Linked DNA regions of Mus musculus: regions 1 and 3 are each linked to region 2. A link is a loop called in an ENCODE intact Hi-C map of the cell type or tissue named here. Cell type or tissue: heart. All regions are shown on one strand. Each heading gives the region's core, and the rest is flanking DNA. Links, peaks and the distances in the headings are about the cores only.

Region 1 (9,892 bases), core at 3,385-5,884, 220 kb before region 2:
GGTTTCACTCTTGGCTTGACCCTGTAGGAACTATGTTGAGGAGGCAAGAATTCCCACGGCCCAGTTTCTGGCTCACCTTGGAGCTGATCTGAAAGCCACTGATGGACATCACCCTTGTCTCTTGTGTCTTCTCCCGCTGTCTTGAGGCAACCCCAGCAGATCAAGCACTTTCTTGGGTTCCCAGATTGCACAGGATCCACTTAACCAGGGACCCTGCCCTCCCTGAGCTCAGCTTCATAGCCTCTAGAGGGCATAACCTGTCATGCCTAGGAACCTTATTCTGTTTCTGCTTTGGGGTCAATGACTGCCAGCTCTTTGTTCTTACAAAACAAAAGGGTCCTGGTTTGTCTCTTCACTCTTGCTGGCGTGGGACCTAACTGAGGGAGGCTGTTCATACGCACCCCCATCTATTTTGCTTTGCTGGGACTCAAACCTTTTCTTCTGTCTGCAGCCCCTCAGTTGGCAAGCAAACACTTCAGCAAGCACGCCCTGGCTGTCCCCTGCCAGCCCTTACCCCATCATTGACCTCACAGATGAAGATGTGATACCCCAGAGCATCAGTACCCCATCGGTTGACTGGAGCCAGGACAGCCATCAGGAGGGCATGGATACCACACAGGTGGATGCAGAGAGCAGAGATGGAGGCAACATTGAGTATCAGGTACCACTGAGATGGGATTTCTGTCTTAAGCTCCTGAATGTAGAGAACAGATAACAGCTGTATAGTGATCAGCCTCTATGATTGATGTCATTTTTTTCATACATTACAATTCTAAGTATTTTCCAAATTCAACATTGTCCTTCTTTTCCCTGCACTGCTCCTGGACACCGATATGAACAGTGTTCTCTCCCTCTCCCTCCCCCACCCACCTCCCACCCCTCTTGGTGTGCACATGTGTGGTGTGTGCATGTGCCACTGGAAGCCAGAGGTTGACATCAGATGTATTCCTCATTCATTTCCCACCTGTTATTATTGTGTATGTTGTGTGCATGTGAGGATGCAGGTGTACACATGTCATAGTGTGTACAGAAGGCAGAGGACAGTCTCAAGTGTCAGTCCTTGGCTCCCACTGTGCTTTGAGACAGGCTCTCCTGTTTTCCACTTTGTGAGACAGACATTAGCACTCAGGCGTCGAAGAATTCTCCTGTGTCTGCCTTCCACTTGTCTTTGGCATGCTAGGTTACACACATGTATTATTGCATGTAGCTTTAAATGGGCTCTGGACCCTGGTACTTGTCTTTGGATGATAAACACTTTATCCACTTAGCCCTCTACCTTATTTTATTTTTATTTCATGAAGAATTTGATTTAATTTTATGTATGTGGATGTTTTGCTTGCATGTGTATGTGTACACCATGTATGTGCCATATGCCCTCAGAAACCAAAAGAGGGTGCTAGATCCCCTAGAGCTGGAGTTGCAGGCAGTTATGTGGGTACTGGGAATCGAACCTGGGTCTTCTGGAAGAACAGCCCGTGCTCTGAACTAATAAACAATCTCTCCAGAACCCTTCACCTTATTTTTGAGACAACATCTCTCACTGGCTCAGAGCTCACCCACTGGGCTCCATTGGTTGGCCAGGAGGCTCCAGGGATCCTTCAGTCTGAGCCTTCCCAGTGTTGGGATTGCAGGCACATGCAACACAAACAGCTTTAGGAGTGGGTGCTTGGAATCTGTGTGGCCATTGCCTCAGCCCCATTCATGATCACCATGCTCTGAATATTGCCTCCCTCCCTTCCTCCCTCCTTCCCTCCTCCCTCCCTCCTTTCTTTCTCTTTCTTTCTTTCTTTCTTTCTTTCTTTCTTTCTTTCTTTCTTTCTTTCTTTCTTTCTTTCTTTCTTTCCTTCCTTCCTCCCTCCCTCCCTCCCTCCCTCCCTCCCTCCCTCCCTCCCTCCCTCCCTCCCTCCTTCCTTCCTTCCTTCCTTCCTTCCTTCCTTCCTTCCTTCCTTCCTTTCATGCTAGATAGAACTCACTCTGTAAAACAGGCTGGCCTTGAACTCACAGAGATCCTCCTGCCTCTGCCTCTCAAGTGCTGGGATTAAAGGTGTGTGCCACCTCACCCTTCCAATGTTGTTTTCTTATTCATACATATTCTGTTCATATGCAGACATGTATCCTGCCTTTTGCCATTTAAGCACTAGGGTGGGCTCACTTTCAAGCATCCATTGCACAACCAGGGATCAGCAGCATCAGTGAATTACCCGATTGACCTTGCATGTGTGCATTGTGGCATGGTGCCTTCCTACTCACGGGTAGCTCCCGTGGAAGTCTTTTCTCTGTGTGCCACTTCAGACTCCCTAGAACTGTAGCTTTGTGCTTTAGTTTTGTTTTAAGACAGGGTCTCACTATATAACCCTTCCTTCCTGATCTCGAATTCACTATGTAAACTAGCCTACCCTTGAATTCACCGAGGTCCATCAGTCTCTGCCTCCTGAGTGCTGGGATTCAAAGATTGCCCAACATGTCCAGTTTGTTGTTTGCAATTAATGAAGCACTGTGGGAGTTAATTAGCAAAAGATTTAGTGCAGATCTAAGCAGACACTTGTGGAATGGAGACTTAAGACAAGGACCTTTCCCACTCAAGAATGGGCACAGACTTCTTGAAAGCCCCTCTAGTTGTGCTTTAACAATTTTAATATAATGTTATTAATTATTTGAGAATTTCATGTATATGCAATCTCTCTCTCTCTCTCTCTCTCTCTCTTGTTTTTTTTTTTTTTTTTTTTTTTTTTTTTTTTTTTTTTTGTTTTGAGACAGGGTTTCTCTGTGTAGCCCTGGCTGTCCTGGAATTCACTTTGTAGACCAGGCTGACCTTGAACTCAGAAATTAGCCTGCCTCTGCCTCCCAAGTGCTGGGATTAAAGGCATGCACCACCACGCCCGGCTATATGCAAGGTCTCTTAATCATATTCACCCTCTACTCCTCCCTTTATTCCAGATCGTTCCACCCTCACCTGCTATCAATTTTGTTTTTTAAAAAATAATTTACTTAATCCAACTTGTGCTGCCCATATACTCCTGGGTGTGGGGCCATCCACAGAGTGGTGGCTGACCTACCAGTGACCTTTCTTTCTTTTTCTTTTTTTCTTTCTTTCTTTCTTTTTTTTTTTAAAGATTTATCTATTTTATGTATGTGAATACACTGTAGCTATCTTCAGACACACCTGAAGAGGGCGTCAGATCCTGTTACAGATAGTTGTGAGCCACTATGTGGTTGCTGGGAATTGAATTCAGGACCTCTGTGTGACCTTTCTTTAAAAATATTTATTTATTTATTTTACCTATGTGAGTACACCATCACTGTCTTCAGATACACCAGAAAAGGGTATTGGATCCTGTCTTAGTCAGGATTTTACTGCTGTGAACAGACACCATGACCAAGGCAACTCTTATAAGGACAACATTTAATTGGGGCTGGCTTACAGGTTCAGAGATTCACTCCATTATCATCAAGGTGGGAGCATGGCAGTATCCAGGCAGTCATGGCGCAGGCAGAGCTGAGAGTTCTACATCTTCATCCAAAGGCTGCTAGTGGAAGACTGACTTCCAGGCACCTAGGGTGAGAGTATTAAGCCCACCCACACCCACAGTGACACACCTACTCCAACCAGGTCACACCTATTCTCCTGGGCTGGTTCCACTCCCTGTTAGCAGCTTTCCTCAGCATGTATTCCATGGCTCTGGCATCTTTAACTCTAGAGCCAGAGCCACATGGCTGAAGCTGCTGAGTTCTGCTGCTTGCAGGAACTAGAACATGACTCCCTTGTCCAACAAGGCCACACCTCCTCCCTCCCTCCTCCCTCCCTTCTTCCTCCCTCCCTCCCCCCTCCTTTCTTTCTTTCTTCCTTCCTTCCTTCCTTCCTTCCTTCCTTCCTTCCTTTCTTTCTTTCTTTCTTTCTTTCTTTCTTTCTTTCTTTCTTTCTTTCTTTCTCTCTCTCCCTCCCTCCCTCCCTCCCTCCCTCCCTCCCTCTTTCTTTCTTTCTTTCTTTCTTTCTTTCTTTCTTTCTTTCTTTCTTTCTTTCTTCCTTCCTGAGTTACCTCCCCTGAATAGAATCTTGGTGGCCTGTAGGCTGTAGGATCAGAGACAAGTCTACTCTTGAAAAGGCTACAGGTCAGACAGTTCTGAATTTAGAGTCTCACTGGTTTAAATCCATCTTTTTGTTAATTGCTTCTTTGGAGTCGGAGTCACCATTATGGACCCTGATAGCTTAGGAACAACCAGGCATACACCTGTGTGTTTAGAAAGAAGCCTGGGAGGGACAAGAGACATATGCCCTGTCTCCTAGAGTCATTTAGTCTTGCTTGTGGGTGGGGTGGTGCAGGAGGCCATTGTTGGCTGTGTCTGGAGTGAGGTAAACTATCAGTGAGCCACTCCGTCAGACCCTATTTTGATTCTTATGCCTATTGATAAAATGGTCTGAGATGTGCAAAGATTTTGAACTGAAGGATGCAGATAGAATGGTCTCTAAGGGATGCTAGTCACTGTTGGACCAACTCATAACTTAAGAGACAGGGACACAGGCAATGGGGCAGGGTGGAAGCACACAGGGAAGCAAATTATTAGGAACATTGCTGGGGGCTGGAGGGATTGCTCAGCCTTCAGTTAAGAGCACTTGATGCTCTTCTGCAGGTTTAGTGTCCAGAACCCACACTGGACAGCTCACAACCTCCTGCAACTCTAGTTCCAGGCTATCTGATACCCTCTTCTGACCTTTGAAATCACACACTCACACAGACAAACACACACACACACACACACACACACACACACACACACTTATAAATCATCGAAAAACAAAACAGTGCTAGGGGTCAGCCTAAAATCGAGGCTCTGATTTTCTTGCCTTGAGGCCATTTCCATACATTCAGTTTTTCTAAGAGCAAGAAAAATAGGTTACCAGATCTGTCCGAGGAGAACCCTCCTGCAGTTGTGCTATGTGACCAGCAGAGGGGGGAAAAGAAACAGTGTCTGTTTCTGGGCCTATGGGGGCCACTGAAACATCACACATGCGGAATGACTTGTGGGTCATGGGAGAGGAAATATCCTTGCTTTGATCCAGTGAGACATAACATGTCCGTTTCTAGACAGGATCAGATGGCAATAAGACAGAGTAGGAGGAGGGAGGACTATAGGAGGAGATTCCAATGTGCTATCTGTGGTCCTGGCCAAAGACCAAGACCTGTCTGGAGCCTCCCCAGTACTCAATGCTCATGTTGGCCAGAGCACTTCCTTGTCTCCCTGGCAGCCACATGATAGAGTTAAGGCTCTGAGCATAAGATAGAGAGGGCTGTGTGAAAGCAAGCATTGAAGCCTGGAATGTCCCATCTAGCCTACGATTGTGAGAAGCAGCCCGAAGCACCTTCTTTATTGTCCCCTTCACGAGGAATCTCACCCCAGAACTCATTTCTTCCTTCTCAGGGGACTTTGAGCAGGCAACCTGGCAGTCACGATCAGGACTCATGATACTGATGTTCATACAGATATGCACACGTATACCATGTGAACACACATAGAATCTTATTGAACCCATTCTGAGTTCCATTCTTTCTCACATTTGAAGTGCAATGTATACTTATTTTGGGCTCCAGGATATGTGTTATGCAGGTCACCCCCTGAATGCCCCCTCCCCCTGCTTTTGGTATTAGCATCTGCAAGCCAGCCCAGGAATAGACTCTGGGTGAATATGTATGCCAGTATGTACGCTTAGCCACTCAGGTGTGGGTAGATATTGGTGATATCTTTCTCATCTAGGTCTCGGCTGACAAACTGTTGCTCAGCCAGTCCTGTATCCTGGCCGCCTTCTATAAACTGGTTCCTTACAGGGAGTCTATATACCGTACTCTGGAGGTTACACAGGTGTAGGAATGACCTTAAGGGCTGGGAAGAATGGAGAGCTGCTAAATGTTAGCTTATGCCATTGTGTGGCCAAGATGGCTTGCTGAGTTAAGGATACCATGGAGGTGGTGAATGCCTCTGTGAGGGCCTGCTTGGGAAAGGAATTTGAGATGTGCCAAGGTCACTAGTGAGTTTCTGGTACTACCAGCTAGACTGGGAATGATGACTGCTGTCTTGTGAGGTGACCCAGTGAGCGGTGCTTTCAGTTTCAAACGAGTGCATATTATTCAGTGTGCAGCAAGCAAGGGTACAGACAGCAAGCAGCAGAGAGTCACAGCAGGTAGACAGATAAACATCAACGTATCAGATCCTCACAATACCCAGCAGAAGCGACTGGAGAAGCTCAAGTCGGTGAGCAAGCAGAAGAAATGTCATAAATCACCAAAAACAAATGACTTGGGAAGGCCCTTCCTCCTCCTCCTCCTCTTCCTCTTCTTCTTCCTCCTCCTCCTTTTCCTTCTTCTTCTTGATATATTTATTTATTTTATGTATGTGAGTACACTGTTGCTTTCTTCAGATACACCAGAAGAGGGCATCTGATCCAATTATGGATGGTTGTGAGTCACCATGTGGTTGCTGGGAATTGAACTCAGGACTTCTGGAAGAGCAGTCTGTGCTTTTAACCACTGAGCCATCTCTCCAGCCTGAAGCTGGACTTCTTGATGAAAAGTTTTATGCAAAATCTCATCTGTATGGATGGGCTTCTGTCCTTCCATCCCGACTGCAGTCATCTCTACCTTATGGGATAAACAAGGGTACCCTCTGTTGAAAATGGTTTTACTTCTGGCTGTTCTCAAGGGTGCTATGTGTTTAATACCCTCAGCTGTTTGCTCCCTGGCACAGTGTTAAGAGAGCAGTCTGCCCAGGACAGGGAGGCTTGGAAGACTCTTGAGAGAAGTGTACTCGAGTCTGAGACAATGGGAGGCCTTTCATTTCCAAAGCCAGCTTTCAGTGAGACTAAGCAGCATGTGACAAGGGACCAGTGCCACATGCGTCCCTGGGGCAGCAGCAATACTGCAGAGTACGCTATCCAGAGGTGGTGAGCTCTCTTTCTTTAAGCAGGATCCTTCAAGGCCTAGAGGAGGAGCTGAGGTCAGTGGTCTCCTCCCTTTGTCTGTGAATAGTTTATCTCCTCTGAGCCATTAGGCTCCCCACCAATCCCCTCCAACCCCTATCAGCCTGTTTGTTCCACTTGGCCAAGTGCCTAATTAGACATGCAAATTGTAATGGCCCTTAAAATGAAGAATGCTTGCCTCCATTCACATCTTCTTAGAGAAGGGCAGTGAGAAGTCTGTTGTCTGAGAAGAGCTACAGGAGGGTAAGGTAAAACTGCTGGAGGCTCCTATTTTTAACTAACAAGGCTGAGTTGAAACCTTCCTTTGGGGGAGAGCTGACCACTGTGATTCTACAGGGAAGAGGTCATATCTCTGGTGCCTGCCCCTGTGGTCCATTGTTTCCTTAACCAGTCCCCCTAAAAGCAGACTCCTGTCACATAACACAGCCCAGGACAGCTGTCTAGCTCTGAAAGACACCACTGTTTAGGGAATGCAGGCCCCAGCAGGGGGAATCCCTGGGTTTGCCCTGGCACATACCTCAATCGCCTGCTCCCATTCATTCACGGACAGAGTTTGCCTTTATTTGTGTCTTGGCAGAAAGCCAGGGTGAGAGCTGGCAAGGCCTGCCCCAGCAGTCCTGGAGAGTCACTGGAGGACCAGCTGAAGCCCATGCTGGAGTGGGCCCACGGTGGCTTCAAGCCCACTGGGATCGAGGGCCTCAAACCCAACAAGAAGCAACCAGGTGGGAAGGAACCCGGGGGACATGGTATTCCCGTACCACCTCTGACTGTTCTGCTTTCTTTGCTCTACCTTCCCATTTCTTGACATCTATAGTGCTCATTGGAGAAGAATCAAATCTCCTTGGTTGATCTGAATCATTCACAAACCCCCCCCCCCCCCATGTATGACCCTCAGGCAAACCTTGGGTGCACATCCAGTCTCCTACAATCTTTGGACACCTATTTTTCTTCTTATCTCTTTTTGTTTGTTTTTGTTTTTGTTTTTCTTCGAGACAGGTTTCTCTGTGTAACCCTATCGTAGAACTCACTCTGTAGACCAGGCTGGCCTTGAACTCAGAAATCCACCTGCCTCTGCCTCCCAAGTGCTGGGATTAAAGGAGTGTGCCACCATTGCCCAGCCCTTCTTATCTCTTAATATTAATGTGTATATATAAGCACTGGAAGATGTCACTTTATCATCAAACATACCTTGTGCTTTTGTTTTTTGAGAGAACAGTCTCACTATGTATGCCTGTTTGGCCATGTGCTGGATTTCTTAGCATATGTCACCGCATCAGGCTTCCTCATGGCTTTTGATGGGTATCTAATTTTCTTTCCCAGTGTGTGAGTCAGATTCAACCATGTCCACTATGATTCAACCGATCCAATAAAAATATAAATAAACATTATTGCATGAGAGCCACAGAATGTGTTTGAATTAGTTTCTAGTAGTTTCATTGTAGAGAATCAGGTGAAATTAATGTTAATCATAAATTTTGACCTAATATTTTTAAAACTTAGCATTTTCACTTTTAGCCTACATATATTTAGTTAGTTCACTTCTCTGTTAGTACTATTCAAAAAATTATGCCATTAGGTAAAAGCTAAACAGAAATTGATTAAGGAATACTTATTAATTAACTTCATAAATTGGCTAAATAGATTCCAGGGTTCAAGCCAGTCCAAATTAACCAAGTCAGTAGCATCACTTGACAATTTAAACCTGACTTTCTGTGTGAGTGAGATCCTGTTCCTGCTGGCATTTCAAATACTTAGTAGTTCCATGCTCCTGTTGGCCATTGGCAGACATCACTGTATGTCACAGTAATGAGCTGGTTCTCAGGACTGATTTCCTTACAGATTCAGATGTGTAAACCTATAAACATGAGAGGATGGCCTGCTTCCTGGGTGAGAGGAGCTTTGAATTGGCTTCTGCTCTGGGCTCCCATCTGGGATTCTCTATGCCCATCATGGTCCCCTGCTGTAGATGCAGCTGGATCCCAGGCAACACATGGCCTTGTCCTGCTTTGTCTCTTAGACCCTTCAGACAAATCCCGTCTGCTTCCCTTTCAGAGAACAAAAGTCGAAGACGCACAACCAATGACCCTGCTGCTTCTGAGTCCTCCCCACCCAAGCGCCTCAAGACAAATAGCTATGGCGGGAAGGACCGAGGGGAGGATGAGGAGAGCCGAGGTGATGTGGGGGAGATGCTGGAAGGTCTGGGGATGCATGGTGCAGAACTGGGAGCAGCAGGCCCTCAGGACCACTGCACTGTGGGGTACAGGGGAGCAAGGCTGAGGGCCAGGAGAGACTTCCCCACCTCATCTCACACCTGTCCCCCTTTCCTCAACAGAACAGATGGCTTCTGATGTCACCAACAACAAGGGCAATCTGGAAGGTACTGTTGTCTCCCATCCCTCCTTTTGGGGCTGCCCCGGGCCTGCCTTACCCTGGCTTTGTCCTTCTGCATGGGTTTAATCCAGAGGCCTGGGCATTGATCTCGGTCAGGACCATTTCTGCTCCTTCATATTTGTTGCTATATGTCTATTTATTTATTTATTGAATAAAGTGGTATGTATGGTTTGCTTCCATTTTTAACTGAGTCTGATGAGGTTGCTTACCTGGGTGACTGGAGTTCGGGAAGAATGGAAGCTGTGGTACTTTAGTCAGTACCTGGGAACTCAGATCAATGGTACCTTGAACTTTTTCCATGTAATAAGCACATCTAGCTTTTAGGTTAAATGGAGCCATTGGGTCCTCCTCGAGCTAATTCTGATCTCCTTTCCCCTACTGGGTACTGCACTAGAATTCAGAAATCTGACATGAACAGACCTAGTGGAGTTTGAATATACGGTGGGCTCTTCATTTACATTCTTGGCCCAACGTGTCTTAATCTTCAAATATTTATCAAATAGTTACTCCTTATTGGGTCAGAAAACAAAC
Region 2 (9,892 bases), core at 3,493-5,992:
CCAAATGAATTCTGGGTAAAGGGTAATTTGCAACAGGGGCTCAGTAAATGCCAGTGGTTACTGTCCCTGGGGGTACGGTTGAGGTTTTCCTGTCTGCCCTCTTTCCTGCAGGCCTGGTGCCCCTTGGGCCTCTGGGGTCTGTGGAGTTCACTCTGGCTACACTTCCCCTAATCTCCAACCAGTACATTGAGCTGGATATAAATGTGAGTGTTCCAGGACCAGGGCAGTGGGGTCCATGGGGGAGCCACAGAGGTGAATGGGGGATCCCGGACAAGGCCGAGCAGCCACACACCCACCCTTCTCTGTCTCTTGCCTGGTAGCCCATCGTGAAGAGCATAGCTGGAGATGTCATTGATTTCCCCAAGCCACGCATCCCAGTCAAGGTGCCCCCCAAAGAGGACCACACCTCCCAAGTGACTGTCCCACTCTATCTCTTCAGCACCGTGTTTGGGCTCCTGCAAACCAACGGTGCCCTTGACCTGGACATCACCCCTGAGATGGTGAGTGGTGGCGTATGGGGACGCTGGCTTGGGACATCTGCTCCAGGCTGTGGCAGGGCTGCTGCTGGGTTTCCTCATGTTGTCCCTCATAGCCTTGCTGAGTCTGTTCTCTGTAAGCAGGGGCTGGGCATGCTTAGAGCACACACCTTGCCGTCCACCCTGTTCTAGAGGAGAGTGCCAATAACCCTCCGTACCTGCATGGCACCCCTGAAGCCTTCTAACCTCAGCCTTCCAGAAAACCACGCCCAAAGCCAGAACCGACAGAGTCAGATATCCCTCCATCCAAGGAGGAAACGACTCACCAGATGAATCTGTCTTGAGTTTAAGCTATTTTATACTAAAGTAGGAATGGCTAACATCCTGTCTACTTTCTCAAGAGTAGATTTGAGCTGGAGAAAAGAAAGCCAGGCTTAGGCTTTGCTGAAGGTCACTTGTACTCTCATACTGGAGTTTCTGGGACCTCCTTGCTCTTGTGTTGGTCCCTCTTTGCCTCAATGGCTCAGAGGCTCCCCCCACCCCCAGTCTTATCCCTACCCAGAGCACTGAGCTCTGAGCTATTTGGAGGCCTCACATACAGCTTAGGCAAGAGGATTGGCCTCTCACCTTGTACAGGATGGGGAGGGGTCCCTAGGGGACAGAGGTAGCTTCAGAGAATTGAATGGGGCCCCAAGTTGGAGGTAGGGGTCTTTAGCTGGGGAGAAGGCAGAGTCTGAAGAAAGGAATGTGTCACTGAATGGCCTGTGGATGGGGCTGTAAGCATTGTGATGACTGCTCCTGGAGCTCTGGGGACAAAGTGTGGACAGATCTGTTCTGATAGGGTGGTTCATATGGGGCCACCATTGCTTAGCAACCTGGCAGGACCTTGGCAACTACAGTTTAGCTTCCAAGGGGGAAGGGACATGGGCCCAGTGAGACCACATTTCCTAACATTTTAGCCAGAGCTTGTAAACTTACATGAACCTACGATTTATAAAGACTGGAAGTGGTCGTATTTATAAGTGACCGCTGAGGTGACAGATAAGAGCACCTGGCTGCCTTTCTCAGTGTGGTCTGGCAGTAATGAGAGGACTCTGATACCAGACAGCTCAGCTACATATCCTGCTCATCCCGGGCCACCATTAGCCAAGGATGGAGCCAGGGCAGAGTCTTAGCATCACTTGTGTAAAGTGAGGGCATTCTTAATCTGGTCGCTGAGCTGCTGTGTAGGGTGTGTTAGGGAGGTGGGAAGAGTACCTGGTACAGGGTCAGGCTCCGGGAGTGTCCGTAGTGAGCAGAGGTGAGAGGGACACACTCCCCTGTCCTGCACCCATTTCCAGGGACGTCTTCCTTCTCCACTAACCTCTCATTTGCTCTCATACCCAGGTTCCCAGGAATGTCCCTCTGACAACTACTGACCTGGCAGCTTTGGCTCCTGAGGTGAGTGGGCCCTCTTAGGGGCTCCATCAGTGTAGCTCTTTCCTAGATTGACTCCAGAAACCTTCCCAGGCGATCTCTCCACATACCCATGATTAATGTTGAGCCCAGATATAAACTAAAGTGTGAGACACTAACACTTTATCCTTTTCTGATAGCACAACTGGCTTATAAAGGAAAGAAGCAGAGTGTCCCAGAAGCCACCTGGGTGCTGTGGTCACAGCAACTCCAGCAGACAGAGAACAGGAGAGTCTTCCCAGGCTACTGATTCACAGTGTGACCATTCTGAGTCTCCTAGTAACACCTACTCTTTGAAAAGTGATAGAAATCAGGAAAACACAGCCACATAGAGGACGGAGGCATGCTAGCATTTGAGGGCCACTGTGTCCCACGCCTGGATCCCCAAGTTACTGAATTATCAACACAGAGAATCATAAAGATCCATCCCGAGGGTCCCTCAGACCAGAAGATGTCCCCAGCTCTTGGTCTTCTCTGTCCTGGAGAGAGACAAAGGAGAGGGGTCATGGAGGTAGAGATAGTGGACATGATCCCAGGACTCAGCTTCCCAGTCATTCAGATGATACTGGACCCACCAGTATGCAGCTGGGAGAATTAGTAATGATTTGAAGTTGAAATGACTATTATTACATTATTATTACATAGAGTAGTGGGAGTGTCTGAGGGGGGTTGGACAGAGAAACAGAGGATACGGGTGGCCGAGGACAAGGTCCATGCATCCATTAAGGAAACGGTTTCAGGTAGCCTCAGGGAGCAAGGTGGGACTTGCTCCTTCTCTGGGCTGAAGGGAGGAGGAAGCTCAGGAGAGGAAGGGTCTGGGAGTGGACACTCAGGAGAACCTTTCAAAGGCAGGAGGAAAGTGCAAGATCAATTGGGTGGCAGAGATGACTGAGAAATCCCTCAGGACACAGCTACCAATGTTTGTTGTTTTATTTTTGACACGGAGCTGCACGTAGCCCAGGTCGTCCTTAAACTTGTTATTTAGCCAAGGATAGCCTTAACTCTTGATCTCTCTGTTTCTAGTTTCCAAGTGCTGGGATTTTAGCTGTGTGCCACCAGGCTCAGCTTGCTTGGGGAAGAGATTTTGCCTGTGTATGAAACAGAGTGTGATATGGTGGCCCCATGGGTTAGAGTCTTAACCGCTTTGATGGGCAGAGTGCCTGCTATTCTAGGCTACAACCTTGCTGCCAAGGGCCGTGCCTCTCAACTAGTAGATGCTCAGTGTGTTTGTGGACTGACTGATTCTGACACTGGCATCTAAGCTGTCTTCACACCCATGTTCTTTCCTGTCTCTCCCAGGCCCTGGGGAAACTGCCCCCTGCTCAGCACCTCCTGCTCTCGCTGCGGGTGACAAAATCGCCCATGGTCCTGCTGCAGAACAAGAAGGCCACAGTCTCCATCCCAGTCACCATCCATGTGCTGTCTTCTGTCCCTCAAGGAACTCCTGTAGCCCTTTTCCAGTTGAATGGGGTAAGTGGATGAGGGGTGGGCGGGGAGCCCTATGTTGCATAGCAAGACCCTCACATCATTGATGAACTAAGTCTATTGTTGACCCAGCTTCTTTCCAGCTCCTAACCCTTCTTTGGTCCAGTGGGCCCACTCTACGTCCTCAAGTCCTGAGAGTTGCTCCACAGTGACCTGCCTCTACTCAGCTGTCTCCTGGGGACCCTGCTTCATGACTCAGCATGGTGGTCCCAGCATGCCTTGTGCTCTGCCTGCCCTGGCTGTCTCTTCTGCTACCTTCCTAGGCTAGCTCAAGTGCCCCTGGGAAGCCTTTAGCTCCCTCGTGGATTAAACAGAAGGTTCCGGTCTGCAGTCCCAAACACCCATTAACTCTGCCACACAGTAGGACCAGAGCTGCCATGGGAGGAATGCTCAGAGGCTTTCCTGGCATCTGGGTGACTGCCTCTATTCTTGCAGAGTCAGGGAAAACATCTGCTCACTCTTCTCCTCAGGTTATGACTCTAAATGCCCACCTGGCTCCATCCTCTACCAAGCTGCACATATCTCTGTCCCTGGAACGGTAATGTGGGGTCCTAGGATGGTCTGTCCCTCCCTTTAGACACTAGAATCAGGGGCTGGATAAAATAAGGGCCACTTGGTGTTGGCAAGCATCTCTGATCTGGGTGCTTAGTAGATTTGTGTCACCTTAGGGAAGGGGACATGGTGGTCACTACAGATCAAGTAGCAGGGCCCAGAGTAGGTGACCATGACTAGCACTTCCACTGTTCCCTTTGCTCAGACACTGACTCTGGCAGTGAGCCTGCCCCAGGACACAGAGGCTATAACTTAGCCTGAGGCTGACCACAAGGACGCGATCCCAGAGTGCTGGACGATGTTTCCGCCCCATACGCACTTCTTCCATTGATTCCCTCATCTCTGTCTTATGCTAACTGAGCATCGAGAGATTCCAAACAGCCAAAATGAAGGTGGAAGACCATTCTGCCCCTATTTTTGCATACTACCCAACACAGCACTTCACAGTTTGTAAAGTTCACTGTAGCCCAGGCTCAGGCAATGGGCCCGTGACCCCAGCCTCCCTCTCCAGCTGGTGCTCTGGTTATGGTGAGGTCTGTCTGATCCCCATCCCAGTTGTAGAGAATTTCTCAGACGTCCTTGAGTCCTGACTGTCCTGAGCCACAGCACCCAGTATGCATCTCCCTGCTTTGGAACTTCCCTGTGGTTCCTTTTCTTGCCCTCTTCAACCAGGTCTGCTGCCTGCTCACCTCTGCCTCCTGGTGGCAGTTCATGACACAGCACTCCAGAAGTGAAGATAGAGGTCTAGGCTTGCCACGGACTGACTTGCATTGGGGTCACCTGGTGTACACTACCATTAGTGAGCACCTGCTGGATGCAGACTGGCCCATGTGCAGTGCTAGGCTAGGAAAAGGACACACACACAGACAGTTGGGCTACCCCTAGGAGGGCTCTGTGATGTCTCACAAGGGAAGTGAAGCCCTCTCAGTCTATTTCACAGGGAGGGAAATAGAGAGCCTGAGAGATGGCTGGAGAGAGATGAGCTAGGTTGGAGTCCTCTTGCCTGTTCCTGGAAAGCCATGACTAGGGTGGGCCAGGGTAAGTGGGGCCAGACAGCTCTCTGCAGGGAGTGAGGAACCACCAGGACCTCTTAACACTTCTCTTCTCTCTGGCAGGCTAAGTGTCCAGCTGGCCTCCTCCTTTCCCCAACCTTTTGATGTAAGTTCCTGGGAAGAAGGAGCTTGACAGGGGGTAGAGGATTTGGGTGGGGAGTGGGGGCAAGTCAGGGTCAAGGCTACCTCTGTGTGGGCCCAACCCCAGCAGAGCAGAGCAGAAAAGCAGAGGAAGTGTGCTAGTGTGTATGCTTGTGTGTGTGCGTGCACCTGTGAACCTGTGTGTGTGCTCGGGTGTGTGTGTATGTGTGTGTGCATGTGTGTTTAGGTGGATGTGTGCATGCGTGTGTATGTTTTTGTGTGTATATGCATGCATGCGTGTGTGTGTGTGTGTGTGTGTGTGTGTGTGTGTGTGTGTGTGTGTGAGCCACTAGACATCTTAGGAAAGTCAATCCCATGTTCTTACAAGGACTTGGATCCTCAGAATTGTAAACATCCAGAGGCTCACAAGGATCTGGATCTTCACACAAAATTCTGAGCCCTGAAAGTCTAGCATTCCAGAACCCGACAGAGCCTGAGGTTCATGCTTCTCACAGACTTCTTAGATTCTGAAATCTCGGACAGCTTTAGATTCCAGAACATTCTGAGGACTCCCAAACTGTTTATTCTAAGATCAGCCTTCACAGCATTCTACCAGAGCTGGGTACATTCCCTTCTCTCTTTCTCAGGCACACCTGTCCTAATCCACAGAATCTTCTAGAAGGGAATATCTTGCAAGGTCCCAGACTAAGGGTGAAGTCTGCATTAATCAGTCTCCTTTACTGTTGCTAGGCTACTGTTGCTGGGCTACACAGCCCAATCTGAGGGCCCCATTACCTAGCAGGAACAGTTCATTTAGGCTTGCAGGAGGCTTCTGGGCCTCTGGTTTCTCACGAAGCTCCCCACTCACTATTCCATCTGCTGTTGCAGGCATCCCGTCTGGAAGAATGGCTCAGTGATGTGGTCCGGGCTGCCTACATGCAGAGGCTCAACGGTACAGCTGAGCTGGAGTCCAATTTGCTCCTCGATCCCTTACTCGGATAAGAATACTGAGGCCAAAGAGCTGCCAGGATTTCCGTTAATGCAGCAATGACCAGCACCATCATGCTCTCCTCAGGACCCCCAGAGTTAACCTTCCCTGGATTCTGCTTAAGCTCCCACAGTCAAGTGGGAAATAGCTCTATCAACCAGAGATGGCACGGGATGCCTCTAGGTGGTGTGGCTAAAGGGGAGTCACAAACCTGATATAGAAAAGAGGGGTTTTGTCTTTTTTGGGGGGTATGATGGGGTAAGTAGGAATTTGCTAACAAGAAGCTGAATTCCCACAGGGAGAAGTGTCTGTCCGTCATCAGGGTCTGAGACACCCCAATCTTTGTTTTCAACCTTTTTTTTTTTTTTCCTTCACAGAGCACCTGGAGGTTGGAATTCCCCTGCCTAAGATTCTCAATGTCAACTTTGCCAATTCAGTGGTCGATATCATTGAGGTGAGCGTCCCCTGTGGATGTGTCCCCAGATGGCAGTTTAGCTGAGGCCCGAGAGACCTGTTTGACACCTCTGAGGAGCGTGCCCTGCCTCATCCTCTGACCCACCTCTGTGTCATGTCTACAAAGCTCAGAGAACCACAATCGTCAGAAACAGCAAATACGTCATGTATTTCAACCCTTTCCTTCCTCACCCGTGGCAGACATTGTCAATCAATCACAGAATTCTGTTGAATTAAGACATGTCTGACCTGAAGAAGGAACCTCAGATATACACACAGATTCATGGTTCTTTGGTTCATGGACAGCAAATACTTATTATCCCTCATTGTATGTCTATGGCAGGCATGACTAATGGATTGTGACAGCACCCCCTCTCTACATTATTATTATTATTATTATTATTATTATTATTAATTATTTTGCCACAAACCTTTTCAAATCAGTACACGTTTGAGTCTTTGGCTAGCTCTGGGGAGTGAGCACAACAGGGGTTTCTGTATTAATTTTTAAGGTAAGAGGATGAAGGTCAGGGAGTGTCAAGGTTGTTCAGTATGTTTTTGGTAAAAAATGACCTTTGACCTTAAGTCTGAGTCAGCAACCTGACCTGCACCGGACTCATCCACAGTCTCGTCCCTCATTTAACGCTAGGCCTCAGGCAGAGCAAGAGGCCAGGCGTGAGGTGAGGCAGCCATGAGGGGATCTGGTGCTTAGAGACCTAACTGCGAATTCCTGTTCTTGCAGAATGCAGTTGTGCTCACAGTGGCTCCGTGAGGCGGTATGGCTGCTGCTCTCCCTGTTCACTACAGAGTCCTATCTGTCTGCCCACTCTGCCTCAGTTTCCCTCCCAGTCTTAAGCCTGCATTGGTGACAGTATAAGTGCCCCTTGCCCACCCGGGCCCACCTTGCCCTCTGTTCCTGTGATCATGCCTGTTTTGGGGTGGGGATGGCTGGATAGCCACTGATCTGCTTCAGAAAGCACATAGCACCTTGGTTCAATCCCAGCTTTAATAAACTGATCCTTGGTCTTGTGCCTGCTGGCTGGTTTGTTCCCTGGCCACACAGGAGCGCTGCTGGCTTTGGCCTCCAATGATCTTCATTCTAAACAGGAGCTCTTATGAGGTAAGGGGACCTGGGGCTCAGTTATTGGAGTGCCGAGTCCCTGTTCCACCTGGCTGGCCTGGGCAGCCTCTGGTCCTTGTCCGGCCTCAGCCTCTCCATGTCGTCCATTACCCCCACCTTCTGTCAGGATCTCTGCCTCGGAGGTTTGGAACCCTTTCAGAAGGGCATACCAGCTGAAGTTTTGAGGGTTGGATAGGAGCAGTTCTGCAGGGAGAAAAGGAGCCAGAACTCTATGAAGCAAGTGTGAGTGAGACTCACCCTACCCCAGAGAGACACCTGTTGATTGAGAAGACAGATGTTCCTAGAACAAGAGAGCACTTCCAAATGCTCTTGACACACACAACGGTTCGTTTCATTCACCAATGTGACATCTCCCCAGGAGACGTGGTTGCTATGGACTGCACCGGAGGCAGGCATCACGGTGCTGGCAATGTGTCAGAGGAGATGCTCATCCACTGTCAGGAAGCAGAGGGAGAGTTCTCTTCTCCTCCTTCCTGTCCTGTTCCCTGGGCTTCCGGCTTACTGGATGGCACTGCTCACACTGTTGGGTCTCCCCTCTAGCTCATCACTCTAACAAATCCACAGTAGGCTTTACTATTCATTCTGGCATCACCCAGTGCCCATGGCCGGGAGCTGTCCAAGCTCCTACTCAGTGGTCCAGGCAGCTTTCCCTGCAGCAGCTAAAGGGGGCTCAGATGCCTGGCCTTGGGCTCTGTCTCAGTCCCATGTGTAACAGGGTGTCTAAGACTGGCTGGTTTACAGTGAACAGGAATTTACTGGCTCACCCTTCTGGAGAATGGGACATCCAAGATGGAGGGACTGGTGTGTATGCTGGGGTTCGTCCTGCTGTGCCATTCCATAATGCCAGGCAAAAGGTCAAAGACAATAAAGAGATGAAGAGGTAGAGATAGAGAGTGTGTGTATGTGGCACACAGAGAGAGTGAGTGTGTCTGTGTGTTTGTGAGAGAGGGGGAAGGTGGATGGGAAGGGAGAGAGAGAGAGAGAGAGAGAGAGAGAGAGAGAGAGAGAGAGAGAGAGAGAGAGAGGATATGAATCACTCCCACACTGGAATCCACTTCTTGCCTGCTGAAGTGGAATTCATCCATCCACAAAGCTGGAGCCCCCAAAAGCCTAACACCCCCACTGAGCCCCATCTCCTGACCCCATCACCCAGGGGACACATCCAGACCACAGCAGTTGCTTATCTGTGACACAGGGAGGTCGTGGTTCTCACCCAGGTCATCAGAGGACTAACATCCAGCCTGTGTCAGGTGCTGGGAAGGAGCCTGGCACGTGTGAGTGAGTAGCAGCCTGGCCAGGCCTTCACTTGGCTGCCTCTTCTTGGAACTTCCTTCTGAATTAGGCTGGAACCCCTGATCCCACCCTTGGGGCTCTTAGTGTCCCCCTCAAGACACCTGGCCTAATTCTCATACTTCACCGAGAGTTTTCCAAAGTCAGGGACAGAATCCGCTTACCACCCTATCATGCACTGAATTCCACAGTGCCCAGACTGGCTGGGGGTTTCCATGCTGCTGTGATTTAAGTGTGAAAAGTCCCCACAGGATTTGTGTGTTAAAGCTTGATCCCCTACTGCAGCATGTATGGGAAGGGATTGGGTCATGAAGGCACTGTCTTCAGTGGTTCGTCCATAGACGGGCTCATAGCTTAAAAGGACTTAGCAACTGGGCCTAGTTGGAGGCCAAGTTCTGAAGAGTATATCTTATCCCTGATCCCTTCCATTGCCCTTTCTGCCTTCTAGCCTCCACGGGGCGAGCCACGTTCCTTCTCCATGTTCTTCCGCTCTGACGTTCCATCATTCCACAGGCCTGAAAGATAAGGAGCTAATTGACTCTACAGACTGGGAACTCTGAGCTTAAAGAGCTGCTTCTTCTTTTATGGTTTTCATCAGGTGTTTTGCCAGAGTAATAGAAAACAGGCGCTACACATCCTGCTCTTACAACTCAGAAATGGAGGCTCCAAGAAGTGTCAGACAGCCCCTAAGTGGCAGAAGCAGGCAGTCTGGGACTCAAACAAGATCCTGTTGCCCCTAACCCCAAAGGCTGGCCTGTCCACTGTGCCACCGTGTCATGTGTCACCATGATGGTGTTGTCACACACTCACTAAGGGATAGGCTCAGTCTCATACAGTTTTGCATTCTTACAGTATCAACGTCCTGAATTCGCCCTGATTTCTAGTAATTGTACAGGAAACTGAGGCGTAGGGGACTTAA
Region 3 (9,892 bases), core at 4,029-6,528, 120 kb before region 2:
CGTTAGACGCCCATCAGTGAAGATGTCATCTAAACTGGCAGAGGAGAGGTTGCTAATGAGCATTCTGGTCGTTTCCCTGTCAGATCACTGGTTCACTGTTTCCCTGAAGAAGCTCTTAAATGAGAAGGCTCCTCTGTATAGAAGCTTCCGCATGAAGGTAAGTTGTGTCTTCCCTTAGCCTGTAATCATCCACATACTTACTCAGCAATAAATGCCTCAGATGGATCTGCCCTCTAGGCCCAGCCTCAGAGTGAAGGAAGGACAGAGTGAAGGAAGCTATTGCTTCCCATCCACATATCTCTAGGGCGTCCAGGATATGTGTATATACCCCAGGGCGAGCCCTGAATCTCATTGCCTTGTTGGCTTCCTCCAGGCAGAGAATGTAACCTTTATCTGGACAGCTGCTGATTTGCTGACTGGCTTCCCCACTCTCTTCTCTCCATGCAGTGCTAGCTAATTCAGCATGCAGAGGAAATCTGCCTTAGAGTATAGTTATGTCACCCCAGAGGCTTCTTGTCATATTTGAAGCCATCTCGAGTCTTTAACTTGAGCATCAGACAGGAGCTGATCAAGCCCCTCACTTGCTCCTTTGTTCGTTCTCCTCCCACCACCCTGGAGTCCAGTCTCACTTATTCAAGGCTGTCCTTGAACTTGCTATGCGTCCAAGGATGGCTTTGAGTTTCTGATCTTCTTGTCCCCATCTTCCAAGTGCTGCTATTACAGGCATGTGCCCTTCCATTTGTGCCGGGGATTGAACCCGGCTGGGGTTTTGTGCACGCTAGGCAAGCACTCTACTGACTGAGCCACATCCTTATCTTCTTCTGTTCTCTGCTTTCTTTCTTCTCGTTTGTGGCTGAGACAGTCTCCCTTGCTTACCACAGGGCCTTAGCACATACTGCTGCTTTGGGTTGCAGAGGTCTTCTGCTTGGCTCGTCTCTCATCCCCTTACCTCAGGTCCTAATGCTCTGCTGCTGCCTGTGCTGTTAGCCCTGTCCCCAGAAGAGGTTAAGTCCCAGCTTTGAAGTCTCTACCCATTGTCTTTGTCCTGTCACCCTCACCACAGTGACAGATCCTCCAGGACAGGGGCTTGGTGCCTTGTGCTCTCTGTCCTGTCTCCAGCTCCTGAACAGCGCCCAGGACCCAGTGACTCCTGGTACATTTGAGGAACGAATGAGGGAATGGGGCTGTCAGGGCATTGCTGAGCGGGACACACTTGAGGAATGGGCACGGAACCGGAGCCTCACACGAAGCGGTACTCACACTAGTCCCCCTCCCCCACTCTCTTTTCTTTTTCCTGTTTTTGAGACTGGGGTTCATGTTTTCAGGCTGTCTGTGAACACCTGATCCCTCTACCTCCATCTCTCAAGTGCCGGGGTTGCTGCGTGCACCCCCACGCTTGCCTCCTTCCCCCTCTTTTCATCTGTGGTCATTTCATCCAGTGCCCGGGCTTAGGTACTATTATTGTGACAGATGTTGGAGGAAATAGTGACATAAGACCCAACCCAGTGGCTTACATGACTGAGTATTTGATAATCTCATTTTTTCTGTCCCATCCCTGTTGTTCACCGTCCATGGTTCACATCTCAGTCTAGAGTCTCGTTTCCAGTCTGGAGGGAAATCTCCAGACAGGAAGGCTAAGCACAGATGCTAGCCAGGGCTAGAATGTGGACATGTTAGTTTGCTCTCTGCTGCTGAGATAAAACACTGAGCAAAATCAATTTGGGGATGGAAGGGTTTCTTTGGCTTACAGGACTCCATCACTGACATCATTGAGGGAAGTCAGGGTAAGAACTCAAGCAGGAGCTGAGGCAGGAACCACGGAGGGGTGCTACTTACTGGCTTGCTCTCTACGACTTGCTCAGCCTGCTTTCTTATACAGTCTAGGACCACTATCCAGGGCTGGCATCACCCACAGTGAGCTGGGCCCTCTCACATCAATCATTAATTGAGAAAATGGTCCCCCACGCCAGTCTGATGGAGGCAAGTCTTCAACCGAGGCTCCCTCTTCCTAGGGTTTGTGTCAAGTTGAAAAAACTCTTGCCTGCACAGAGGGCAGTGGAAGCCTGGGCCAGCCGGCCTCCTCTGCTCTCCGAGTGCCTTCTCTGTTACTATAGTCCTGACAGAGTGTGTATTCTGCCCACTTCTGACAAATACCGAGTGGGAATGGACCCAGACACGCAGGCTTCTGTAGTGGAGGTAGTCAGTACAAGACAGACTGGGACCCAGGCACCCTTGATTTCAACTTCACGATTTCTCCCTGCTTGGAAGAATGATATTATCATGACCCAGTCTCTTCAGCTTCTAAATCTAAGAGACTCTTAAAAAAAAAAAAAACCAAAAAAACCAGGAGTCCACATGACAGTAGGCTTGGTGCTTTTTAACTAGTTTCTGAGACAGGGATGGGCCAGACACTTTGGCCATGAGACCTGGCCAGGACTTTTGGCCACATCACTTTGCCCAAGCTGTGGTCACTAAGGCAAGGGCCATAGACTTTGTGACCTCCAGTCCTATCTGGCACCAGCCCTGACCATGTTCCAGGGGCAGGATATGGAGTTTGACTGTCCCCAGGAGGTCTCCTGCTACAGCCATTTTTCTCTGCCAGGGTCTCCACCCCAACTGGTGCCAGCAGGTCAAGTACATCCCACAGCTGAATGTCGTGGCCTCGTGTTCAGCCGTGGAGAAGTCCTCTCTGGTGCTGATAATACTGCCAGGCAAAGAACCCGAGAAACCCAGGTAAGGAGCGCCTGGCTGAGGGAGGCAGGTGGCAGGCAAGCCTTAAACAGATCTGCTTCCCCCTGCTACACACAGCTAACTCTGCTGAGAGAAGACTTGCCTCTGGGTTAGTGTCTCTTTGCATGGCACTGTCTTGAGGCTCATTCATGCTAGGTCCCAGGAAGCAGCCTGTGTCTCCCTAGGCTGACAGTGGATGTGGGACCTAGCTCTGCTTTCTGTTTAATCATGATTCTGGAATTTCTACCAGTGGCAAAAGGGTAACAGGGCCTCTTTCATATCTCTCTCTCTCTTTCTCTCTCTCTCTCTCTTTCTCTCTCTCTCCTCTCCGTGTGTGTCTTGGGGGGAATGCATGCCTTAGTTCACATATGGAGGTCAGAGGACAACCCTGGCTATTGGTCTTCACCTCCCACTGTTTGAGAAAAGGCCTCTTTGTTGTTGACCACTGTATCTCTGAGACTGGCTGGTCTGTGAGCTCCTGAAGGTTCCCCTGTTTCGGCATCAGAGCTTGCTGTGGAAAGACTGGGTTACAGATGTGCACTACAATGCCCAACTTTCCATGGCTTCTAGGAATTCAAACCCAGGCCCTCAGGCTTGTGTGGCAATGACTCTATCCACCGAGCCACCTGCCAGGCTCCAGTAGGTCTGTTTTATCCACCCATTTAATGAAAAATGAACAACAAAGACCAAATCAACCCCAGCATTTGTTAGGTAGGCAGACTAAAGGCATGGCTTGTCTTTTCTTTCTCTCCCTCCTTCCCCCTCTTGCCCCTCTCGCCCTACCCCTCTCTTTTGAAGGGGACATGGAGACAGGATCTCATGTAACCTGAGCTGAACTTCTAATCCACCTGCCTCTATCATGCAAAGTCTAGGATTACAGGCCTGTGCCACTGGCTGGGTTCAACATTTCTGATTGGAGTATCGAGAGCGAGTGACGTCACTCTGGGGCCCTCGGTTTTCTCACCCGTGAAAGGGTGAAGCCAGGGCCTACCTCATTTACCTCAGGGATGCCTTGAGTGGATAATGTTCTGTGTGGCACATATTGAACCACATAGTAAAAACAAGCGACAGAAACCATCAACCTCAGAATAAGTTAATTAGGTTAGCAAGAGGCCCGTCTTCTCTTCCTACAGCAAGCCATGATGCAGAAAACCTCACGTGCATGCACATTTATTCTTTGAGACAGTTCCAACATAATTTTTTCATTCTAGATTCCTTTTTGGGGGGGGGGGTGGGCAGGGTTTCTCTGTGTAGCCCTGGTTGGCATCGAACGAAGAGATTTGCCTGCTTCTGCCTTTGGCATGATGGGATTAAAGGCATGAGCTATCACTGCCTAGCTAGAAATTTTAATTTTATTGCATTTAATGGCAGAAGTAAGCCAGAGGGTCACCTCACCGTGGTCTCTGGAGGCTGATTCTGGTCTCTTCTCCTTCTTACCTGTCTCATCTTCCCTCTCTAGATACGCAGGTCCAGAGTTTAGGCACCTTCCTGCCCCAGGTCCTCTGCTGCTCTCTGCCGGCTGTGTTCTTGCTTTTCTTTCTTTGCCTCTCCCTGTTTCCTGTTTTGGTTTTTGAGGCAGAGTCTTGCTGTGTCGCTCAGGCTGGCCTTGAACTTGGGATCCCTGCTCCTGTCACCTGAGCGCTGAGATCATAGGCACGAGGCATTATGTTTGGCTTTCCTAGTCTGTCTTTCCCTTGTTGCCAGGGACCAAACCACAGGGCTTGTGCTTGCTAGGCAAGTACTTCATCATTGAGCTGAAGCCCACACTTTCTCTTGCTTGCTTTCCTTTCTTTCTTTTTAAAACATGTTTTATTTTTTGAGACAGGGTCTCACTGTGCAGCCCTGGCTGGTCTGGAGCTCATTACGTAGACCAGGCTAGCCTCTAATTTACAGAGATCTGCCTGCCTTCTGAGCTCTGGGGTCAAAGGCATGTGTCACCACTCCTAGCACCTTTCTTCTTCTTCTTTCCAAAAACATGGCTTCTCTGGAACTCACTTTGTAGACCAGGCTGGCCTCGAACTCAGAAATCCACCTGCCTCTGCCTTCTGAGTGCTGAGATTGAAGGCGTATGCTACCACTACCTGTTGTTTTCCTAATTAACACTTTTATTTTGAAAAATCTCTAACATATACTTAAGAACATTTTAAAAAATCCTTAATTCCTTATGAATTCCTTAACTAGTCTAAGTTAATATTTCCCCAAGTTCTTCAAAATGCCTTCTTCTAACTCTTTGGAATCAGGCATAAGCAAAGTGCAGATGGTTTTGAGCAGAGGGGTGGTGGGGTCTAATGTATGTCTTCAAGTCCAAAGGGCCAGGAAGGGGTGGGGATATCAGGGAGGAGACTATCACAACAGTTCAGGCTACACAAGATGGTGACTGAGCTGGCCAAGGATGGAGGTGGAGAGGTTGGAATATTTAATCTTGGGATAGGTTAGAGGACGTATTCTCTCTCTCTCTTCTCTCTCTCTCTCTCTTCTCTCTCTCTCTCTCTCTCTCTCTCTCTCTCTCTCTCTCTCTCTCTCTCTCTCTCTCTCTCTCTCACACACACACACACACACACACACACACACACACACACACACTGTGCAATACCACCTCTGCCCAGCAAGTGGCACTATTGGCTTCCAGCTTGTCTCTGGTACTTGCAGAGTAACCACTGTAGGTAAGACTTGAAGTGGCCAAACCTGAGCTCTATGGAGTCCACCTCAGCTTCTCAGAGGGCCCTGAGGGACCAGCTCATTGTAGCTGGTCTTACCTGAGCTCTTGACATGGTTGAAGCCAGGAGTGGCTGGTAGCTGGTAGAGGGTCAGGGATTGGGGCTCTAGGAACTGGTGTGAAGTGTGTGAAGGGCCCCACCCTGCTTCCTCTCCTTTCTCTCTGCTTATTACCTCCACTGCTACCTTTCTGAAGTCACTGTCACTGCTCACTAGGTACCCTCTGGCTCCTGTCCCTATACACAGCCATCTGCAGATCTCCTCCAGTTGGGGCCCTGAATGAACCCTTCATAGTCCAGGCCCCACCTACCTTGCCTGGGACCACTCCTGCTAGCCCTTAGCTCTTCCCTGGCTCTGAAGCCTCGCCTCTCCCTGGGTGCTCCCCTTAGGCGTTTCTAATGGCCCTGCAGGCTTCTGCCTCTCACCGCCCTCCTCAGAGAAGCTGTTCACAAGGCTCGTTCAGTTTCCCCCTCTCTGCCTGGCCGTCCATTGCTTCCCCTGTAGCCTTCCTCATAGTTGGTCTCTGTCTTTCCCTTCTCTATCCATCTCTTTGTTCCTGTGCGTTGCTCCTGGAGACCAGGTCTGTAGGAAGCACAGTGACCCTGAGCTCTGGCAAGGAGCAGGGGCTGGCGGAGTGAGTCACTCTGAAATAATTCCTCCTGTCCTTCTATCCTGGTGACTGTTGCTACAGAACACTTCTCTGCACATAAGTGCACAGAGGGAGGCATCTCCTTTGCGATTTATTATAGAGAGGCTGGCATATACCACTGTACTAGTGTGGAGGTCAGAGGACAGCTTGCGGGAGTCGGTTCTTTCCTACCATGGTCGAACCTAGGCTTTACTTACTAAGTCATCTCATTGACCCAGATCTCTGGCACCCCAGTGAGTGGAAAATACATGCTTTGATGTGCTCTTGAAATTTTGAAGCAAGGATAGAGGTTAAGAAACAGTTTGGGGAGCCTGGCGTGGTGGTGCATGCCTTTGATCCCAGTACTCGAGAGTTCGAGGCCAGCTTGGTCTACAAAGCAAGTTCAGAGCTGTAACACAGAGAAGCCCTGTTCTGAAAAAACAAACAAACAAACACACACACACAAACAAAAAACAAAAAAGGAAAGAGAGAAAGAAAGAAAGAGGAAGAGAGAAAGAAAAGAAAGAGAGCTGCTGCAGAGGCTAAGGGGCCCTAGAGCAGACATGGCGTGGTGTGAAGGAGAGCCAGCCTGGCTATCATCCAGGCAACCTTAGACAGCTTGGTGGCCTGTGTGGGGCCCCACAGCCTTGGGATTTTGTCAGGGTGTCTCTGACCTCTGAGCCCTGCTCAGCCCTTCCTCGTCTCCATTCCTGGATATCTTGAGCCATTTCCTGTTTTATCTACCAGGGCAGAGTCCCCTTCCCTCTGTGTGCCCTCAGGTTAAGTTCTTGTTCTTCGTGCCTTTAGCTCAGCCGGGCAATGGCGCTCTTGAAGATTGCATGTGCGAGTCCAGGTGGCCTGTGAGATGACACCCAGCACAGAGCGAGGGCACAGAGCCAGTGGGCCAGGGCTGCTTTATTATTATTATTGTTGTTGTTGTTATTGTATGTGTCACACTGCTTGGAAGATATTTGCCTGAGGGTGCTAGGTGTAATCATGGTAACTTTGTTTTTTGGAACAATGCAAAATGCTTTTTTTTTTTTGTTTTTGGAGACAGCCTTTCTCTGTGTAGCCTTGGCTGTCCTGGAACTTACTTTGTAGACCAGGCTGGCCTCGAACTCAGAAATCCACCTGCCTCTGCCTCCCAAGTGCTGGGATTAAAGGCGTGCGCCACCACGCCCAGCATTGCAAAATGCTTTTACAGGTGGAAAGACTTGCTTGTGTTTGGGGCTTTTTCTTCCTAAAGGGTGGATGTCTCCCTTCCCATGAGCTACTGATTTGGGCACCTGCTCTCTACTAGCAACTGGGTGAGCAACTGGGCCGGTCTGGGGTCTCTCTTTGGGGTGGAGAGATAGTGACTGCCTCCCCACCGAGCATCGAGCTCCTTCCCGCCCCAGGCCCAGGCTGCTGCTCTCTGCCCTGTGGCTTCCCTCAGCCCAGGGGCCTCCCTTCTTGATTTTTCTATCCTAGGTTATCATCACTGAATTTAAGAAAAGGAATTCTTTGCTTTGACTACTGTCCAGACAGGAACTTTCTGGGTAGGTAATCTTTGTGTTTCCCCGGAAGCAGAGTTGGGGTGGAGGTGGCAGCAGCCTGGGGATTTTCAGAGCCAACAACAAGGCTCTGTAGCACCTGTCCTCTGTTTGGCTTCCTCTGCTTCTGATCTACATCACTGGGAGGTGGGGTGACTCAGGCCTGTCAGAGATGGAGACAGGAAAGGGTGAGAGGGACAGTGACAGATCACAGTGACATTCCCCAGCTGCCAACTCTGGCTGGAGTCCGAGGCCTGGCCCTGGAAGAAGGTCCCAGTGTAGGACCTGATGACTGATACTCATTTCTTGACTCCAGCAACTGGTGGCTATGACCCCCACATCCGCCTGTGGAACCCCCTGGTCTCAAAAAAGCCTGTGTGGCTGATGAAGGGACACCAGACATCGGTGACACACCTCCTTGTGAACAGCAGGAATGCCAGCATCCTGATCAGCATTTCTAGGGACAAGGTGTCACCCTCTGTCCCCCGCTACCTCTATCTCTGTTCCCTGGGAAGAGACACTCACTCTGCAGGGATAATGTAGTTTGGCCAGTATTGAGTCCTGTCCCTGGGCTCACACTTTGCTATAAGCCCACAGGGAGGTGCCCTAGAAGAGTCATAGTGGTGGCCACGAGTCTCCAGCTGCCTCTGTCGGGGCAGAGCCCAGCTCTGAGTAGTCTAGAACTGTCCTGGAGTTGGGGAGCAAGGGAAGGCCTGAGGTAGGATGTGGGCTGCCTGCTCTCTTTGCCTTTAGCTTGCTGAGCTTAGGGGTCCAGGCAGGACACAGGTGCTTAGGAAAGTGGAGGAAAGAGTGTTGTTCTGACTCTCTCTGAGTTCCAGGGCATTAGTTTAGCCTCTTTGGGCAGAGCTGTGGCAGCAGCCAGCACTTTATACGTGGTTGGCCTTGCTCACAGGGGCATCCCTGGGGCCTAGGGTGCTGGCTGCACCTGCAGACCCTCCTGCCTCTTGCCTATCCCCTACAGAACATTCGAGTGTGGGATCTGCAGGATTATGTGTGCCTCCAGTCCTTCTGCGGAAAGCTCTTTCCCCTGGGCAACTGCCCCATAACCAGCACCTACTTCTACAGGAGCAGCACCCTCATCTGTAGCACCTACAATGTGAGTGTCATCCCAGGAGTCGGGCAGAGCTGGCAGGGTCTGCTCTGTGCTGAGCTGGCCCTGGAGCCTGTGAGGCTCTGACTCTGGAGCCTCCTTGAGAGCTGGGCCCCAGCCCATCCTCTTCTCTACCCCTACCGCCCCTGTTCCATCCCCACTCATGCGTCCTTCCGACTCTCCCATCATCCCTCCACACTCCTTTGGCCCCATCAGTTGTGATCATGAACCCCAGGAAGGCAGGGAGTGCCTGGGAGAAAACTGTCAGGAAGAGTGTTGGGAGATCCTGACCAGACTGTCATTTCTAGTGGCCTGCCCAAGTAAACAGAGCCAGACATATCTGAAAGAGTGCACTTTCACAAGTGAGCTATGACCTTTCTGGTACCTGAGGGTCTGCCTTGACCCTAAGGATGGCAAGAGGGGAGTATTGGCTCTAGAGCCACGGTGGGGCCTGGTGCCACATGGTAGCCCAGTGGAGGACAAGCATCAAGAGATTCACTGAGGCCACGTACCCATGCTAGCTGGCCCACTCTGTCAAGGGTCACAGGTGTCTTTCTGTGCAATGGCTGGCTCTCCCCCTTTGCAGTGCATTTATTAAAAGAAGGGTAGGTATTAATTAACATTTCTGCTGAGTGCTGGGCTTGCTGTTAGTATTCTTTTGAAGTTCATTTCCAATCGTCCTGGGCATTAGTATAGGCTCTCTGGGTGGGGCTATGACATCATTTAACCCTCATCTTCGTGGGGACGTGAGAGTATATTACTCAGGTAAAGTTAATTCAGTAGAAAGGCAAGGCCATGTATTGGAGTCACGGGCACAGGAAGTATCCTCTGAGCTGGGGCTGGACTGGTCAGAGGCTTTCCTGAGTGTTACTGGACTTGTGGGTCACAATCTGTGCTGAGTCAGGTCCTCAACAAGCTAGTTAAAAAGAGCCAAATGAATAGTGGAAAACAGGAAAAGAAGATTTATTTGGTGTGGCCACGTTGGGAAGAGGGACAAAAAGGTCCAGCAAACCCCTCAGCTCCATTTTTGAGGTCCTGCAGAGAGATCCAGGTTTCAATAGAGGGCCAAGGGTGTGCGTATCTAAACAAGTCCCTGAAGGTGTGGTCGCACCCACCATTGACCCCTCACTGTCTGGACTCCAGGTTCATCCTGTAAGGTGATCTAAGGAGTTGTTA

Evidence for each region. Peaks named below come from ENCODE experiments on the same cell type or tissue, not always from the same donor. Only the 100,000 strongest peaks of a DNase experiment are listed, where the experiment ranks them.
Region 1: it touches region 2 in a loop (6-fold over the local background); 7 of 42 quality-filtered maps call a loop at or near these places.
Region 3: a loop joins it to region 2, with 16 times the contacts of the local background. A loop is called at or near these places in 17 of 42 quality-filtered maps.

The regions. Positions count from the first base shown.
Region 1 is chr2:153,705,933-153,715,824 of GRCm38, forward strand. It overlaps the pseudogene Dnmt3b-ps1. Among named protein-coding and RNA genes, the nearest start is that of Mapre1, 30 kb to the right of the region's middle. In heart, for the core only: a CTCF peak has its summit at 4,947 (motif pointing right); no DNase peak of the experiment used is centred there; H3K27ac peaks cover 422 bases.
Region 2 is chr2:153,925,424-153,935,315 of GRCm38, forward strand. Bpifb3 (BPI fold containing family B, member 3) reads left to right here. Exons shown (of 16, transcript NM_001379473.1): 8 at 112-203; 9 at 321-500; 10 at 1,863-1,916; 11 at 3,231-3,401; 12 at 3,887-3,954; 13 at 5,084-5,126; 14 at 5,990-6,053; 15 at 6,467-6,543; 16 at 7,285-7,573. The coding sequence ends at 7,314. Among named protein-coding and RNA genes, the nearest start is that of Bpifb4, 10 kb to the right of the region's middle. In heart, for the core only: a CTCF peak has its summit at 4,674 (motif pointing left); no DNase peak of the experiment used is centred there; H3K27me3 peaks cover 276 bases.
Region 3 is chr2:153,802,285-153,812,176 of GRCm38, forward strand. It overlaps Efcab8 (EF-hand calcium binding domain 8), which reads left to right. Exons shown (of 29, transcript NM_001370916.1): 12 at 84-157; 13 at 2,603-2,733; 14 at 7,544-7,611; 15 at 7,922-8,073; 16 at 8,588-8,722. Among named protein-coding and RNA genes, the nearest start is that of Efcab8, 28 kb to the left of the region's middle. In heart, for the core only: a CTCF peak has its summit at 5,375; no DNase peak of the experiment used is centred there; H3K27ac peaks cover 481 bases.